Linked DNA regions of Homo sapiens: region 1 is linked to region 2. A link is an interaction called in ENCODE POLR2A ChIA-PET data of the cell type or tissue named here. Cell type or tissue: GM12878. All regions are shown on one strand. Each heading gives the region's core, and the rest is flanking DNA. Links, peaks and the distances in the headings are about the cores only. Region 1 has its middle 7.3 kb from the start of IL31. Region 2 overlaps CFAP251 (cilia and flagella associated protein 251).

The links. Peaks named below come from ENCODE experiments on the same cell type or tissue, not always from the same donor. Only the 100,000 strongest peaks of a DNase experiment are listed, where the experiment ranks them.
Region 1: POLR2A ChIA-PET joins it to region 2 with 5 read pairs; 3 of 35 experiments call an interaction of 5 or more read pairs at or near these places.

Annotation. Positions count from the first base shown.
Region 1 is chr12:122,162,775-122,171,103 of GRCh38, forward strand. It overlaps a transcript of LRRC43 not described here. Among named protein-coding and RNA genes, the nearest start is that of IL31, 7.3 kb to the right of the region's middle. RefSeq lists enhancers at 3,266-3,315, 3,740-4,342, 3,996-4,045, 4,096-4,185. In GM12878, for the core only: no CTCF peak of the experiment used is centred there; DNase peaks (open chromatin) are centred at 3,837 and 4,097; H3K4me3 peaks cover 869 bases; H3K27ac peaks cover 421 bases.
Region 2 is chr12:121,932,787-121,941,115 of GRCh38, forward strand. CFAP251 (cilia and flagella associated protein 251) reads left to right here. Exons shown (of 22, transcript NM_144668.6): 5 at 1,461-1,570. Among named protein-coding and RNA genes, the nearest start is that of CFAP251, 18 kb to the left of the region's middle. In GM12878, for the core only: no CTCF peak of the experiment used is centred there; a DNase peak (open chromatin) is centred at 6,603.

The DNA of each region.
Region 1 (8,329 bases), core at 67-8,066, 230 kb after region 2:
GCCTGGTGTTGAACTCCTGACCTCAGGTGATTCTCCCACTTCCACCTCCCAAAGTGTTGGGATTACAGGCATAAGCCACCACGCCTGGCCTTGATGAATGTCTTGCATGGCAAAGAATCCCATCTTGGTCCCTGCTTCTAGAGGACCTGGACTGACACAGGTCATCTCCACTTCGGTTTGCTTGTTTGGTTTTGGTGTTACCCTCAATGCTATTATGAGCATGTAAGTGTGCATATCCCATCCAAATCTAGGATTATTGCCTTAGGAAATTATGTGAGGCAGGAATTCCAGGAGAGGGTTACTGGGTGGAGACCGAATCCCTGTGTAAGGCTCTGATGCGTGTTTCAGAAGTGGCTGAGTGGGCCTTTCTCACCCTCAGGCTTTCTCACTTGTAAAGCTCTGCTGATGTGAAGGCATAAGAAACCTCCTGTTTATTTGCCTTTCTTGGTTACTTGTGAGGTTGAGCAGTTTCACATTTACTGCCTATTTAATTTCTGGCTTTATATGTAAGCATTTCTTTTTTGTTGTTGTTTTTTGTTTGTTTGTTTGTTTTGTTTTGTTTTGAGATGGAGTCTTGCTCTGTCGTCCAGGCTGGAGTGCAGTGGCGTGATCTCAGCACACTGCAACCTCCACCTCCCAGGTTCAAATGATTCTCATGCCTCAGCCTCCCGAGCAGCTGGGATTACAGGCGTGCACCACCACTCCCGCCCAAGCTTTTCTTTTGTTTTTCTCTCCCTTCTCCTCCTTCTTTTCTCATTTGTCTCTCTTTATCTGATCACCTCTTCTATTTGCTTTGTCTCTTTTTTTTTTTTTTTTTTTTTTTTTTGAGACAGAGTCTCACTCTGTCACCCAGGCTGGAGTGCAATGGTGTGATCTCGGCTCACTGCAGCCTCCACTACCTGGGTTCAAGTGATTCGTTTGCCTCAGCCTCCCAAGTAGCTGGGATTACAGGTACCCGCTGCCATGCCCAGCTAATTTTTGTATTTTTAGTAGAGACGGGGTTTCACCATGTTGGCCAGGATGGTCTTGATCTCCTGACCTCGTGATCCACCCGCCTCGGCCTCCCAAAGTGCTGGGATTACAGGCATGAGCCACTGCGCTCGGCCTTTTTTTAATTTTTGTTTTTTTGAGACAGAGTCCTGCTCAGTCACCCAGGCTGGAGTGTAGTGGCACGATCTCTCCTGACTGCAACCTCCGCCTCCCGGGCTCAAGCCATTCTCCTGCTTCAGCCTCCCAAGTAGCTGGGATTACAGGTGCCTGCCACCATGCCCGGCTAATTTTTGTATTTTTATTAGAGACGGAGTTTCACCATGTTGGCCAGGTTGGTCTTGAACCCCTGACCTTGTGATCCGCCGCCTCGGCCTCCTAAAGTGCTAGGATATTACAGGAGTGAGTCACCATGCCTGACGTTTTTTTTTTTTTTTGAGTCGGGTTTTGCTCAGTCGCCCAGGCTGGAGTGCAATGGCACGATCTCGGCTCACGCAACCTCCACCTCCTGGATTCAAGTGATTCTCCTGCCTCAGCCTCCTGAGTAGCTGGGGTTACAGGTACATACCATCAAGCCTGGCTAATTTTTGTATTTTTAGTAGAGACAGGGTTTCACCATGTTGACCAGGCTGGTCTTGGACTCCTGACCTTGTGATCTGCCCGCCTCGGCCTCCCAAAGTGCTGGGATATTACAGGAGTGAGCCACCGTGCCTGACGTTTTGTTTTTTTGTGTTTTTTTGAGACCGGTTTTGCTCAGTCGCCCAGGCTAGAGTGCAGTGGCATGATCTCGGCTCACTGCAACCTCCACCTCCCGGATTCAAACGATTCTCCCGCCTCAGCCTCCTGAGTAGCTGGGATTACAAGCACCCGCCATCAAGACTGGCTAATTTTTGTATTTTTAGTAGAGACAGGGTTTCACCATGTTGGCCAGGCTGGTCTTGAACTCCTGACAGCAAGTGATCCAACCGCGTTGGCCTTCCAAAGTGCTGGGATTACAGGCGTGAACCACTGTGCCCAGTCCTTTTTGCCTCTTTCTAGGTTTTGGCGGATTATCATCAACATAAATTCTAGTGACTTGAGAGTTTGTGCTAGTTGCGTTCCAGGTAACTTAGGAGTTATCACACTCACCCCTGCGGTGGGTTCTGTCCCATGCTGCGTCTTTCGGGAAAGGCAAATATGAGTTAGATTTTTTCCTCTTGCATATGTTGTGGGAGGTGATCTTGATTTACATACAAATGTCTGCCCCTAATCTCCTTCCCTATCTCCCTTTGACATTTTTCTTGTTTCTGAGAATCTGTGGGGAAAACAGGCATCAAGGCAAACATTTCCATACGGGTAGACCCCCTGCATCAGGCCTCAGGGTCTTGTGCCAAAAACAGCGAGCACCATGAATGGGAGCGCTGCCACAGGCTGCAGCCCAGGTGAACCTTCAAGACACCATGCTACGAGAAAGAAACAGCCACAAAAGACCACATGTTGTCTGATTCCATGTATGTGAAATGGCCAGACAGGCAAACCCATGGAGACGGGGAGTGGCTTAGTGGTTACCAGGGACGGAGGCCAGGGAAGGATGGGAAGCGTCTGCCCATGGGCACGAGGTTTATTTATTTATTTTTGCAGAGATGGGGTCTTGCTGTGTTTCCCAGGCTGGTCTCGAATTCCTGGGCTCAAGCGATCCTCCCACCTCGGACTCCCGAAGTGCTGGGATTACAGATGAGCCACCATTCCCAGCATAGTACAGAGTTTCTTTTGGGGATGATAAAAATGTCCTGGAATTAGATAGTGGTGATGTGGCACAACTGCGAATATCTTTAAAAACATCAAATTGTCGCTGGGTGTGCTGGCTCTTGCCTATAATCCCAGCACTTCAGGAGAGTGAGCTGAGAGGAAGGCATGAGCCCAGGAGTTCAAGACCAACCTGGGCAACATAGTGAGACCTCATCTGTATAAAAAAACAAAACAAACACAAAAGACATCCAATTGTAAACTGTATGTATGTATGTATGTATTTATTTATTGAGACAGTCTCGCTCTGTTGCCCAGGCTGGAGTACAGTGGCATGATCTCAGCTCACTGCAACCTCCATCTCCCAGGTTCAAGCAATTCACCTGCCTCACCCTCCTGAGTAGCTGGGATTATAGGCACAGGCCACCACGCCTGGCTAATTTGTGCATTTGTATTAGAGATGGGGTTTCCCCATGTTGGCCAGGCTGGTCATGAACTCCTGACCTCAAGTGATCCGCCTGCCTCGGCCTCCCAAAGTGCTAGGATTACAGATGTGAGCCACCACACCTGGCCCAATTATACACTTTAAATGGGCTAACTTTACAGTATATAAATTATATGTTTAAAAATGTTTAAAATACTGATTCCAGGCTGGGCGCGGTGGCTCATGCCTATAATCCCAGCCCTTTGGGAGGCTGAGGTGGGTGGATCACGTAAGGTCTGGAGTTTGAGACCAGCCTGGCCAACATGGTGAAACTCCATCTCTACTAAAAATAGAAAAATTAGCTGGTCATGGTGACACGCACCTGTAATTCCAGCTACTCAGGAGGCTGAGGGAGGTGAATTGCTTGAACCTGGGAGCCAGAAGCTGCAGTGAGCCGAGACTGCGCCACTGCATTCCAGCCTGGGTGACAGAGCAAGAGTCTGTTAAAAAAAAGAAAAAAAAAAAAAAAAACCTGATTCCAGGGCCCAGCCAAAACTACTAAATCAGAACCTCTGGGTGTAAGCCTAGGAATCTGCATTTCACCTCCCTCTCAGCAGTACCGGCTGTGTACTTTGTTTAGAAATCACTAAGCATTTCAAGACAGTGATGAGAACAGAGGGTGAAAACAAGCTCAGGGCCCTCTGAGCTCTGGGCCCCATGACTGAGTAGGTCACAGGCTCGTGAAGCTGGCCCTGCAGCCCAGAATGAAGCCTGCATGCTCTACCCAAAGGACGACGGAGCATTTGGTTAGCGGGTTTGCCTCTTCATCCAAGGACCTGGAAGGAGAGGAGAAATTAGCAACTTTAAAGGTTTCCTCTCCCTGTAAGAGCAGTGCGGTGGTTTTAGTGAGAAGAGTGCAGCGGAGTCCCCCGGCCCGTGGCTGAGTCATCTCCAGAACTGCGGGCTTTCAGTGACAGAAGGAGAAAGGCTGAGCCTGCGCTAGATCTGCGGGAGCTCCTTGGTCAATCCATCAATCCAATAGCATTAAATGACTCTTCTGGCAGATTGGATCAGAATGGGAATTCATTAAAGGAGACCAGGTGGTTCGCAGAATCGCTGTGAGCCTGTTGCTCATGGGAACCCGTCTGGGGTGGGGGGCACCAGGCGGCCACTGAGAGCTCAGCCCCTGTTCCTCCAGAGAGGGGATCTTGTTGCAATTGCCACCTCTCCGTGCAACGAAGCACCTGCCACCATCTCCGCTGCTTTGTGTCACCAGCGTCTGATTTGAAGTCTGATTGCATTGCCGCGGTCTCAGGCCCACAACCTAGCTAAGAGGGAGGCTGGGAAGACAAGTGTTGCATTTCAGTTTCTGCAGCAGACAGCAGGTCCCTCTGCCCACCAAACAACCCTTACCCAGAGTGGGCACATGTCAAGCTTTTATTCAACTCGGTGTTGAGGGAATCAGCGTAACACAGCTGATTCAAAGGAGGAGATGAGAGACTAGTATTGGTTTCTCATCTGTCTGTCTGTCTGTTGTCAGTGAAGATAAAGAATGCCAGAATCAAACAGCTCTGTTAGATGCGAAAGTGGTTCATGCCCTACAGTAAATACAACCATAACCTTTGGAGTCATCTTCTCTACTGGGTAGAGATCATTTGCATCTTATCTGTTTTCTCTAAGTTCAAAGACCCTGGGGCCTAATGAATAATATATAATACGTCAAACAAAGTTCCATTCTCTGAGAACAATGCCAAAGTTCCATTCTCCGAGAACAATGCCATCTAATAGAACTTCCTGCGGTAATGGAGATATTCTGTCTGTGCTATCCAATGAGGTCGCCACTAGCCACTGCAGCTGTCGAGCACGCAAGATGTGAGTGACACTGAGAAACTGAATTTTTTTAAAAAGTTTTTTTTTTTTTTGAAATGGAGTCTCACTCTGTTGCCCAGGCTGGAGTGCAGTGGTGCAATCTCCACTCACTGCAACCTCTGCCTCCCGGGTTCAAGCAATTCTCCTGCCTCAGCCTCCCTAGTAGCTGAAACTACAGGTGTGCACCACCACACCTGGCTAATTTTTGTATTTTTTAGTAGAGATGAGGTTTTACCATGTTGGCCAGGCTGGTCTCAACTCCTGACCTCAGGTGATCCACCAGCCTCAGCCTCCCAACGTGCTGGGATTACAGGTATGAGCCAACACACCTGGCAAAAAAAAATGTTTTAAGTAATTAAAAAAAAAATAGAAGTGGGAAGGCCGGGTGTGGTGGCTCACGCCTGTAATCCCAGCACTTTGGGAGGCCAAGGTGGGCGGATCACTCAAGGTCAGGAGTTTGAGACCAGCCTGGCCAACCTGGTGAAACCCCATCTCTACTAAAACTATAAAAATTAGCTGGGCGTGGTGGTGCATGCCTGTAATCCCAGCTACTTGGGAGGCTGAGGCAGGAGAATTGCTAGAACCTGGGACGTGGAGATTGTAATGAGCCGAGATTGCATCATTGCACTCTAACCTGGGCAACAAAGGCAAAACTCTGTCTCAAAAAAAAAAAAAAAGAGGTGGGTTCTCACCATGTTGGGATCTCGCCATGTTGCCCAGGCTGGTCTCGAGCTGATCACTCAAGTGATCCACCCACCTCAGCCTCCTAAAGGGCTGGGATTACAGGGGTGAGCCACAGCACCTGACCTATTTTAAGTAATTTTAGATTTATAGAAAATTTATAGACAGTACAGAGAGTTCCTATATACCCTTCACCCAGCTTCCCCTAAGTGGGAATTTGTTAAGTAACTGTGCACGTTTATAAAAACTAAGCGATTAACACTCATACAATATTAATCACTAAACTACCAACTGTCTGAATTTTCTCCATTTTTTTCACTAATGTCTGTTTTCTGGTCCAAGAGTCAGTCCAAGTTCCCACATTGTGCTTAGTGCTTGTATCTCCTTAGTCTTCAATCTGTGACCATTTCTTAGCCTTTCCTTGTTTTTCATGACCCTGACACTTTTGAAGAGTGCCAGTCAAGGATTTTGTGAATTGACCCTAGGTTGGGCTTGGCAGGTGTTTTCTCCTGATGGGACTGGGATGGTGGTTTTGGAAGATCACAGAGAAGTGAGGGAGGTACCTTCTCATTGTGTCATGTGAGGGGTGCGTGATACCCAAGCGTGGGCTCACTGGCCAGAGGTGGTGTCTGAGATGCATCTCCCCTGCCACCTTACCGTATTCCCTCTTGTGCTCTGTTCTTTAGAAGGGAGTCACCAAGTCCCACCCGCCTTCAAGATGAGGGAAGTTAAGCCCCACCTCCTGGAGGGAGGAATATCGAAGATTTGTGGACATATGTTAAAGCCACCACCATGGTTTGAAGGGAGATTCTTTGAGGCTATGCAGATTTCCTGTTTCTCCTTAAAGTTTCACCTGCTAACTTCAGCATTCTTCTGTGGATCCTGCCTGAGGCAGTTATTACTGTGGTGTTCTAATGATGATTTTCTATTTCCCTCATTCCTTCTATATTTATGATTTATTAATTAGAATTCTAGTTGGGCGCAGTGGCTCATTCCTGTAATTCCAGCACTTTGGGAGGCCGAGACAGGTGGATCACGAGGTCAGGAGATCGAGACCATCCTGGCTAACACGGTGAAACCCCGTCTCTACTAAAAATACAAAAAAATTAGCCGGGCGTGGTGGCGGGCGCCTGTAGTCCCAGCTATTCTGGAGGCTGAGGCAGTGGAATGGCGTGAACCCGGGAGGCAGAGGTTGCAGTGAGCCGAGATCGTGCCACTGCACTCCAGCCTGGGCGACAGAGCGAGACTCCGTCTCAAAAAAAAAAAAAAAAAAAAAAAAGAATTCTATAAGGAACATTTGAACCTTTTCCCTAATTTATTTATCTTGTCAACCATTTATTTTGTTGTTGTTTGTTGTTGTTGTTTTGAAACAAGGTCTCACTCTGTTGCCCAGGCTGGAGTATAGTGACGCCATCTTGGCTCACTGCAACCTCCACCTCCTAGGTTCAAGCAAGTGGTACCTCAGCCTCCCAAGTAGCTGGGATTACAGGCATGCACCACTACACTTGGCCAGTTTTTGTATTTTTTGTGGAGATGGGATTTCGCCATGTTGCCCAGCCTGGTCTCGAGCTCCTGACCTCAAGTGATGTTCCTGCCTCAGCCTCCCAAAGTGCTGGGATTACAGGTGTGAGACACCACGGCTGGCCCAACTATTTGTTTATATCAAAATGAACTTGTGGGTATTTACTTTATTCTTTGAAAGGACATAGGTCATCTTTTTGCCTTATTTCCCAGTTTTAGATAATTTTTCTAATATGTGTAAAGGTGTTCTGATGTAGGACAGTCAAAAAGAGAGATAGAAGTCCACCACACTGGATATTTTCTGGAAAGATCACCAAAACCTTGTCATTGGAAACTAGGATATCTGGGGGCTTAAATGCCTGCTACGGGGCCGGGCACGGTGGCTCACACCTGTAATCCCAGCACTTTGGGAGGCCAAGGCAGGCGGATCACAAGGTCAGGAGATCGAGACCATCCTGGCTAACACGGTGAAACCCCGTCTCTACTAAAAATACAAAAAATTAGCCGGGCGTGGTGGCGGGCGCCTGTAGTCCCAGCTACTTGGGAGGCTGAGGCAGGAGAATCGCTTGAACCTGGGAGGCGGAGCTTGCAGTGAGCCGAGATTGCACCACTGCACTCCAGCCTGGGTGACAGAGTGAGACTCTCCGAAGGAAAAAAAACAAAAAAGCCTGCTAGGGGCTGCAGTAGAAATACCTGTGAGAATAAAAATGAGAAGTCCAAGACTGAAGTGCGTGTCTCAGAGTCCTAACCACATCCCTCCTTACATATGGACTTGTGCAAACCACACCTCTTCGGTCCTCAGTTTCCCCCGAGATAAGATGAATATATAGGTGCTGGTAGACTCAAGATTAGTGGTTCTCAAACTTGAGGGTGTATTAGAATCCCCTGGAGGGCCCCATAAAGCCCAGATTTCTGTCTCCACCCACAGACCTTCCGATTCAGTAGGTCTGGGGTGAGACCCAATGATTGACATTTCTAAAATGTTGCCACGGGCTGCTGCTGCTGCTGCTGGGCCAGGGACCACGTTTTGAGTCCGGGTGATCTCTAAGAAGCCTTAACAGTTGTGGACTTAACATTGATTCAAATGACAAAATCTTTGGACCTGGCTAGGAAGAAGTCCCC
Region 2 (8,329 bases), core at 127-8,126:
AGTCCAGAAATACGCAGGCAGAAATCAGCAGGCAGCTCCCCTTGGAGCTTCATTGAATGCATGGCACTGAACACAGTGGTGATGGCAGAGAGAGAAGGAGAGATTGCTGTGGGCAGGCTCAGATAGTCAGGGGAAGCAGGATGCGCAGATGGGCTGGGGTGGAAGGAGGCAGGAGTCCAGCCTCACTAGGGCCAGAGGGCTGGGAGTGGCCTTGACCATCCATTCGTTTCACAAATAGTTATAGCTGCTATGTTTCACAGTATAGGTCTGTAGTAATGAACAAAACAGATGTATTCCCTGCTCTCATGGAGCTTACAGTCTAGAACAGAGACAGATGTTAAACAAGTGAACACATAAATGATTACAAATTGTAACCAGTGCTTGAAAGGAGATGTGAAAACGCTCTAAGGGAGAAAAATCAGGGTAAGAGAAGACTTAACTTTAGATTGAGTGGGCAGGGATTGAAGAGGTGCTGTTTCTGCTGAGACCTGGAGGATGCGAATGAGCCAGCCAAAGACAGTCTGGGGGAGAACATTCCAAACAGAGGGAGCAACAAGTGTTCAGGCCTGTGTGTGGGGCCTGGAAAGAAGGCTGGTGTGGCTGCTGCACCATGAGGGAGACAGAGAAGGAAGGAGGGAAGAGGGGCCATTTCCCAGCAGGGAGTGCTGCCATTTGTGTTCCCAGAAGATTCCTCTCTTGTGTGCATAAAAGGATTGTAAGAAGATAAGAGTGGAAGCAGAGGCCGAGCATGGTGGCTCATGCCTGTAATTTCAGCACAGGCTGTGGCCAAGGAGGCTGAGGTGGGTATATCGCTTGAGCCCAGGAGTTTGAGGCCAGCCTGGGCAACATGGCAAGACCCTTGTCTCTACAAAAAATGTAAAAATTAGCTGGGCACGGTGGCATGTGCCTGTAGTCCCAGCTACTTGGGAGGCCGAGGTGGGAGAATTGCTTGAGCCCAGGAGATCGAGGCTGCAGTGAGCCAAGATTGTGTTGATGCACTCTAGTCTGGGTGACAGAGTGAGACCCTGCCTCAAACAAACAAAAAGAGTGGGAGTAGAGAGACCAGTGAGGAACTTTTTGCCCCAGAGCTGCTCAGAGCCCTGAAGTGAGCAGTGTTCTAGAGAGAAGAGGCCGGCAGCGTGACTCAGAGTGGCTGGGGGAGGGGAGGACCCAGATGCTTATCCTCCACTTGGGTTGGGAGTTGCCGCTTGCCTTCACCTCTAGGAGCCACTGTTCATGTAGGGAACTTATCTTTCAGGTGTTTGGAGGGAGAGGAAGTTTGAAAATCACCCACTAGGAAGTGGAGAAACACCCAGGAAGGCCAGCGGGAACAGAATTTCCAGCCAGATGAGCGTTGAAAGGAGCTCAGATCTTTCTGTGGGTCCCCGGCCTTTGCTGATAGTGGCCAAGGCTGGGCCGCATCTTGGATGTTTCAAAGCGTTTTCTCTCCATTTCCATAGGGCCACGCCAATATTATCTCCTGCCTCTGCGTCAGTGAAGACAGGCGGTGGATCGCCACAGCAGACAAAGGGCCAGACTGCCTGGTGATTATATGGGACTCCTTCACAGGGTAGGCTTTGTGTAGCCACTTCTTTTTTCCCTGAATTTCTGTAGAGTATCTGCCACTGTGTGACAGTGACAGAATGAGCAATGCCAATGCCTAGAAATTTGATTTGTTGGTGTTCCACAGTAGACTGGCTTATGCTGACTCACACTAACCTAGCTCACACAAGCTCAAAGCATAACCCAGATGGCAAATCTGTCATTTACAATGAGAAACATTACTTCTACAAGGACAGATTTTTTAGTGGCTGGTCATGCTGCCTCTTCTGGGCAGTTCTTAATGGTTGCTACCAAGTGTTCGTGTCTATCGCTGCTCCTCATTCCATACATTTCTTGTTGGATATGTTCGATTTCGATCTGTTTGCCTGCCATGGTTTTAGGTATAGTAATGATGGGAGGCTTTCCAAAGCTGCTGTTTCTCTGCAGTCTCTCTCTAATTCTAACAACCCACCATTGCCTCCTTTCTTTTATAGTACAGACAGGGTCTCGCTCCATTGCCCACGCTGGAGTGCGTTGGCGCAATCATAGCTCATTGCAGCCATGAACTCCCAGGATCAAGAGATTCTCCTGCCTTGGCCTCCTGAGTAGCTGGGACCACAGGCGCATGCAACCACACCTGGCTAACTTACTTTTGTAGAGAGGAAGTCTTGCCATGTTGCCCTGGCTGGTTTTGAACTCCTGGCTTCAAGAGATCCTCCCATCTTGGACTCTCAAAGCACTGGGATTATAGGCATGAGCCACCTTGCCTAGCCTCTTTTTAAATATTTTATTTTATTGTATTATATTTTTGTAGAGATGGGGTCTTGCTTTGTTTCCAGGCTGGTCTTGAACTCCTGGGCTCAAGCCATCCTCCTGCCTCGGCCTCCCAAAGTGCTGGGATTACAGGCATGAGCCACCGCATCCGATCTCTCTTTCTCTCTTTTTTAAATTAACAGACTTTTATTTTTAGAACAGTTTTAGATTTACAGAAGAATTGGGAAGATAGTACTGAGGATTCCCATAAACCCCACACCCAGGTTCCCACATTAGTTACATCTTACATTAGTAGGATCAATTTGCTGTAATTCATGAACCAATATTGACACATTATTATTAACAGACATCCAGGATCCCACCCAGGAGACCACATTCGATTTAGCTGTGATGGCTCCTTAGGCTCTGCACGGCTATGGCCGTTTCTTAGACTTTCCTTGTTTTTGATGACTGACAGTTTTAAGGAGTACAGGTCAGGGATTTGGTAGGGTCTCCATCTATTGCACTGTGTCTGATGGTTTTCTCGTGATAAGCCTACCAGCCTTTTGACACACTCTGGTGTCTAAGAAATGAGTTGCAGTGACCTTCTTAACCTGGGGGTAAAAGGCAGGCTCACTTCGATCAAGCGTCAGATAAACCAGTCCAGGTGGTGAGGGGAGGTTGACAGCCCACGGACTCTCTGGCACTGGAGCTGGGTCCGGAAGGCCGGGGTTGTGTTCCCTCCTTGTATCTGCTTCTGTAACTCACTCTCCTCCTTCCCCGGCTGGAGGCAGACTGAATGGAGAGTCTCTCTGGTATCAAGGTTGTCATCCGGTATTGCCTTTCTTCCTAACTCATCAAATTCACCTTTTCTGGTCCCTTTTCTGATAGTGCATCCAACAAGGAAAGGTGGAATTTCCGTGGGCTTGGGCAGTGCTGCTCAAAGTGTGGTCTGCAGGCTGAGCTCATCTGTCAGCTGGTCCTGGGCTATGCTGAACAGAAAGTACAGAAAATGAGAGGGGGCCTTTGGGAACTTGTATAGCAATTTGTTCTTGCTATGGTATTTTTATTTTGTGAAAGTGTTTGACCTGGGCTGGGTGCAGTGGCTCATGCACTTTGGGAGCCTCCCAGCACTTTGGGAGGCTGAGGCAGGAGGATCACTTGAGGCCAGGAGTGGGCAACATAGTGAGACTCTGTCTCTACAAAAAATTAAAAGTTAGCCACATGTGGTGGTGCATGCCTGTAGTCCCAGCTACGCGGGAGGCTGAGGCGGGAAGATGGCTTGAGCTTAGGTGTTTGAGGCTGCAGTGAGCCATGATCGTGCCATTGCACTCCTGCCAGGGCGACAGAGCAAAACCCTGTCTCAAGGAAAAAAATATTTATTGGTCTGCAAAGGAATAAAGTTTTTAAAAATATCTTTCACCACAGATAGTTTGCAAAGTGCTGGGCAAGATGATGCCTAGGCAGTTGGGGGATACTGTGGGGCTGAACACGCCACCTTGTGTGACAGCCGTCAAGCAGGAGGCAGTCTTATCTGCCGAGGACATTGGGAATGGGGCTGCTAGTTTGGGCTGTGGGATGTGACATGCTGTAATCAATGAGAATGCAGTAGAGGTCCACCAAATGAAGGGAAGGAGCTGTAGGGTTTCAGGGAGGGGCCTGGTTGGGGACAAAAAGCATGAGCCTGCAGCAGATGGTGGGTGGGTGGTGATGCTTGTCCAGCCGTGCTGGGCAGGGTGGGAATAAGAACAGGGAATGTGACTGGTGGTGGCTTGCCTGGGTAGGATAATTGGAAGGGGAGAAGGGAAGGGGCCCAGGGGAATTCAGAGTGACATGAAAGAGCAGGTGGCAGGAGGCAGGTGTGAGTGTGGGCTCTGGCGTCCACCTGGGCTTCCATGCCCGGTCAGCCGTGGTCTGCTGTGTGACTTGGAGGCCCAGAGAAGAAAGTGACTTTCCCATTTGTGAAAAAAGAATAATGACATCTACTGTTTTTTACTTTCCTTGGGCTGCTGTAACAAATTACCTCAAACGATTTACTCTCTTGCAGTTCTGGAGGCCAGAAGTCTGAAACCAAGGTGTCGGCAGGGTTGGCTGCTTCTGGGGGCTGTGAGGGAGAATCTGTCCCAGGCCTCTCCCCTTGCTTCTGCTGGCTGCGGGTGACCCTTGGTGTCTTTGGCTTGTGGACGCATCCCTCCAATCTCTGCCGCCATCTTCCCATGACATTCCCACCATGCATCCATCTGTGTCTTCTTGAGGACACTGGGCATTAGATTTGGGGCCCACCCCAGTCCAGCACAACCTCATCTTAACTAACTATGTCCACAAAGGACCTGTGTCCAAATAAGGTCATATTCTGAGGTTCTGGGTGGGCCTGAGTTTGGAGGGACCACTTAGCCCATTAAACCCAATGCACAGGATGTTGTGAGGATCACTAGAGCGCAGCACCAGGCCATGATAGAGGATCCTAGATGGGTTTTCTTTCTTAACTCCTGGCCTGAGGCAGAGAGCAGTCAGATTTCACTGACAAGATTGTTAGGGCCTGGTTGGGTAGGTGGGTGGGGAGGGAAGAGTTCAACAAGTGAGTCCAGATGCACGAGGAGGTTAGGAAGAAGTTACGTTGAATGTTCTAGAGTGGGGGACACAGGAACTGCTCTCCCACAGGTGACCAGTGACCTCCAGGGGATCTCATTACCCAACCCTGATCCTCATCTGACTTGACTTCTCTGTGGCATCTAACACTTCATTTCCTGTGGCTTCTCTGATCTCACATCCCTACAATACATGGCCTTTGTGTCTGGCTTCTTTCACTTAGCATCGTGCTTGAAGGTTCATCCGTGGTGTGGCACGTGTCCTTTCTATGGCGGAATCACAGTACATTGTATGGATAGATCAAACAATGTATAGTCTTTCATCTGGTTTTTTGTTTTGTTTTTGTTTTTGTGAGACAGGGTCTCACTCTATCACCCAGGCGGGAGTGCAGTGGTGTGATCATGGCTCACTGCAGCCTTGGCCTCCGAGGCTCAAGTGATCCTCCCACCTCAGCTTCCTGAGTAGTTGGGACCATGGATACATGCCACTGAGCCTGGCTAATTTTTTTTTTTTTCTGGTAGAGACAGGGTCCTGCTATGTTGCCCAAGCTGGTCTCGAACTCCTAGGCACAAGTGATCCGTCTGCCTTGGCCTCCCGAAGTACTGGGATTACAACTGTAAGCCACTGTGCCCAGCCTCATCTGTTGTTGTTGTTGTTGTTGTTATTTTTGAGACAGGGTCTCGCTCTGTTGCCCAGGCTAGAGTGCAGTGGCACAATCTCAGCTCACTGCAACTTCTATCTCCTGGGCTCAGATGATCCTCCCATCTCAGCCTCCCAAGTAGCTGGGACCACAGGTGTACACCACCACACCCAGCTAATTTTTTTGTATTTTTTTTTTTAATAGATACAGGGTTTCACCATGTTACTCAGGCTGGTCTCGAATTCCTGGGCTCAAGTGATCCACCTGACTCAGCCTCCCAAAGTGCTGGGATTACAGGCGTGAGCCACCATGCCCGGCTCATCTGTTTAATTTGTAAAAAAATGATTTTAGTACATTTTAATAGAAAACTCTTAAATTTAATGAAAACCAGGCCGGGCATGGTGGCTCATGCCTGTAATCCCAGCACTTTGGGAGGCCGAGGCGGGTGGATCACTTGAGGTCAGGCATTCGAGACCAGCCTGGCCAACATGGTGAAACCCCGTCTCTACAAAAATACAAAATACAAAAAATTAGTCGGGCATAATGGTGCACTCCTGTAATCCCACCTACTCAGAAGGCTGAGACAGAATCGCTTGAACCCAGGCGGCGGAGGTTGCAGTGAGCTGAGATCGTGCCATTGCACTCCAATCTGGGCGACAGAGCGAGAATTCATCTAAAAAAAAAAAAATTAATGAAAACTGATACATTTTCATGGAAAGCACTGGCTGCCATCTCCGATCTTAGTCTTCTTTCTAGAGGTAATCAATTTGGTGTGTTTCCTTCCAAAACATTTGCTTTTGTTTTGAACACACGTATATGGATATCTTCATGTAGCTTGTCTCCACAACATTGTTGGTGTGATGTTTTCCCAGACAAATCTGATTGTGTTGCCACCCTGATTAAAACCCTTTAGAGACTGTCCATTGTCAAATCAACTTATGCTACAGGGGACACGCACCCTGCATTAGGGCCCTGCAGACACTTCCCCCAGAAAGTGAAATGCCCGCTGCCTGCACCCATAGCCGTCTGTGGCTGCTACACGCTCTCAGCTGCAAGTACTGGCACATCCAACTTAACCACAAGGGAAGGGTATTATCTCATGCAGTAGAAGCCTGCAGTCGGCCGGCAGAAGGGTCAGAGTCCTTCAGGTGTGTCTCATCTCTGAAGCCTTTGCTGACCAACACCTTCACCAGACAGAGCTGCCCCGTTATGATGTGGAGCCACTGTTTTTTCCTTATTTGTGAAACTCTCTCTCTACTAGACATGAAGCAACTTGAGGGCAGTGATTTTTTTTAAAAAATTTCACAGTAAAGCATATCTGTGGTTAATAATGCAAATGCTATGTTAATATGAATTTTATGATATCCCAAGTGATTACTTTGGGACCCAGAAAAGATTATTCAGAGGCTGTTTTGGTTTTAGGATTAATATTCATTTTATTAGTGATAAATTAAAAACCGTAGTTCTTCCTCCAGTTTTTCGCTCAGCTTAAAAATCTTACTCTGTTTATAAATCTAGCATATTTTTGCAATCACCTTTGAAGAGGCTTTGATTAATGTTTGGCCCCACTTACAAATTTGGTTATTAACTCCTTTTAAACATGTAAAACTGCATTTCAATATTTAAGAGATTTAGTTTCTTTACGTTTTTTAGTAGTCTGATTAACAAACAAATCCTTCATGGTACTTAAGTAATTACTGCAAATCTAGTAAATTAGACATAAATATGGTAAATCTTAAGTTTCCTTAAGTGTTCTAATATTGTTTATAAACCTATTACGATTTTAATTTAAAATCACAAGTCTAAATCAACTATATATTTTAAATTAGCATCACAAATCTAATCTGTTAGCAACTCTGGTATGTCAAATTCACTTAAACATTACAAATTCCTAAAAAATGAACAAATTCTCTTATCACAAATATGTTAATAATGCAGGTCTGACTGACTTCATCTTCTCTATATTCAATTCCAAGTATCTCCAGGGATGAGATACATTTTCTCACTAAGGACTTCACTGTGTTATTTCCAATCATTTTGGAATTGCCTTCCCAGGTGAATTTCTGGGGCTACTTCTCAGTAGGATGAAGTTTCTCCAGTGACAGAGAACCAGAGAAGTCCTCAGCTGGGACACAGACTTGATACCAGCCAGTTGGGACCCTAGCGTGACATACAGAGATGCTGAGGCCTGTTTATCTTCACTGTATCTAGGACTCCATAAACAAACAAACAAACAAACAAAAAAGAACCATGTGACCCGCATTCCTGGTTTAAGTCTTGCTACCACCTACTTTTCATTCCAGTGGGAATCAGCAGACCTCCCCCAACCCAACCATTACAGCTTCCATCTTCGCTTCCACTGCTTCTGTGCTTTGGCTGTCTTAGATACTTGCATGTCATCTAATTCTGGGTATTTCAAGGCTGTGTTGGAATCATACAGCTCTAAGGTCTTGTCAGTAACACAGTATGGAAATGTAAGAGCAAAAAATAAAAGTTCCTCCTCACCCAAACCCCATCTTCAGAGGAACCATTGCTTACAGTTTGGAGTCTATTCCTCCAGAGTTTTTTCAATACATACACACGCACACACACACACATGATTAGGATGATGCGATTGTTTTGCAGTGTGCTTTTTTCACAAATTTTGGTCACTTTCCCAATCTACCTCATTCTTTTTGAAGGCAGCAAAGTTTTTATTTTTATTTCTATTTTTTATTTTTATGTCTTTATTTTTTTTTGAGATGGAGTTTCACTTTTGTTCCCCGGCTGGAGTGCAATGGTGTAATCTTGGCTCACTGCAAACTC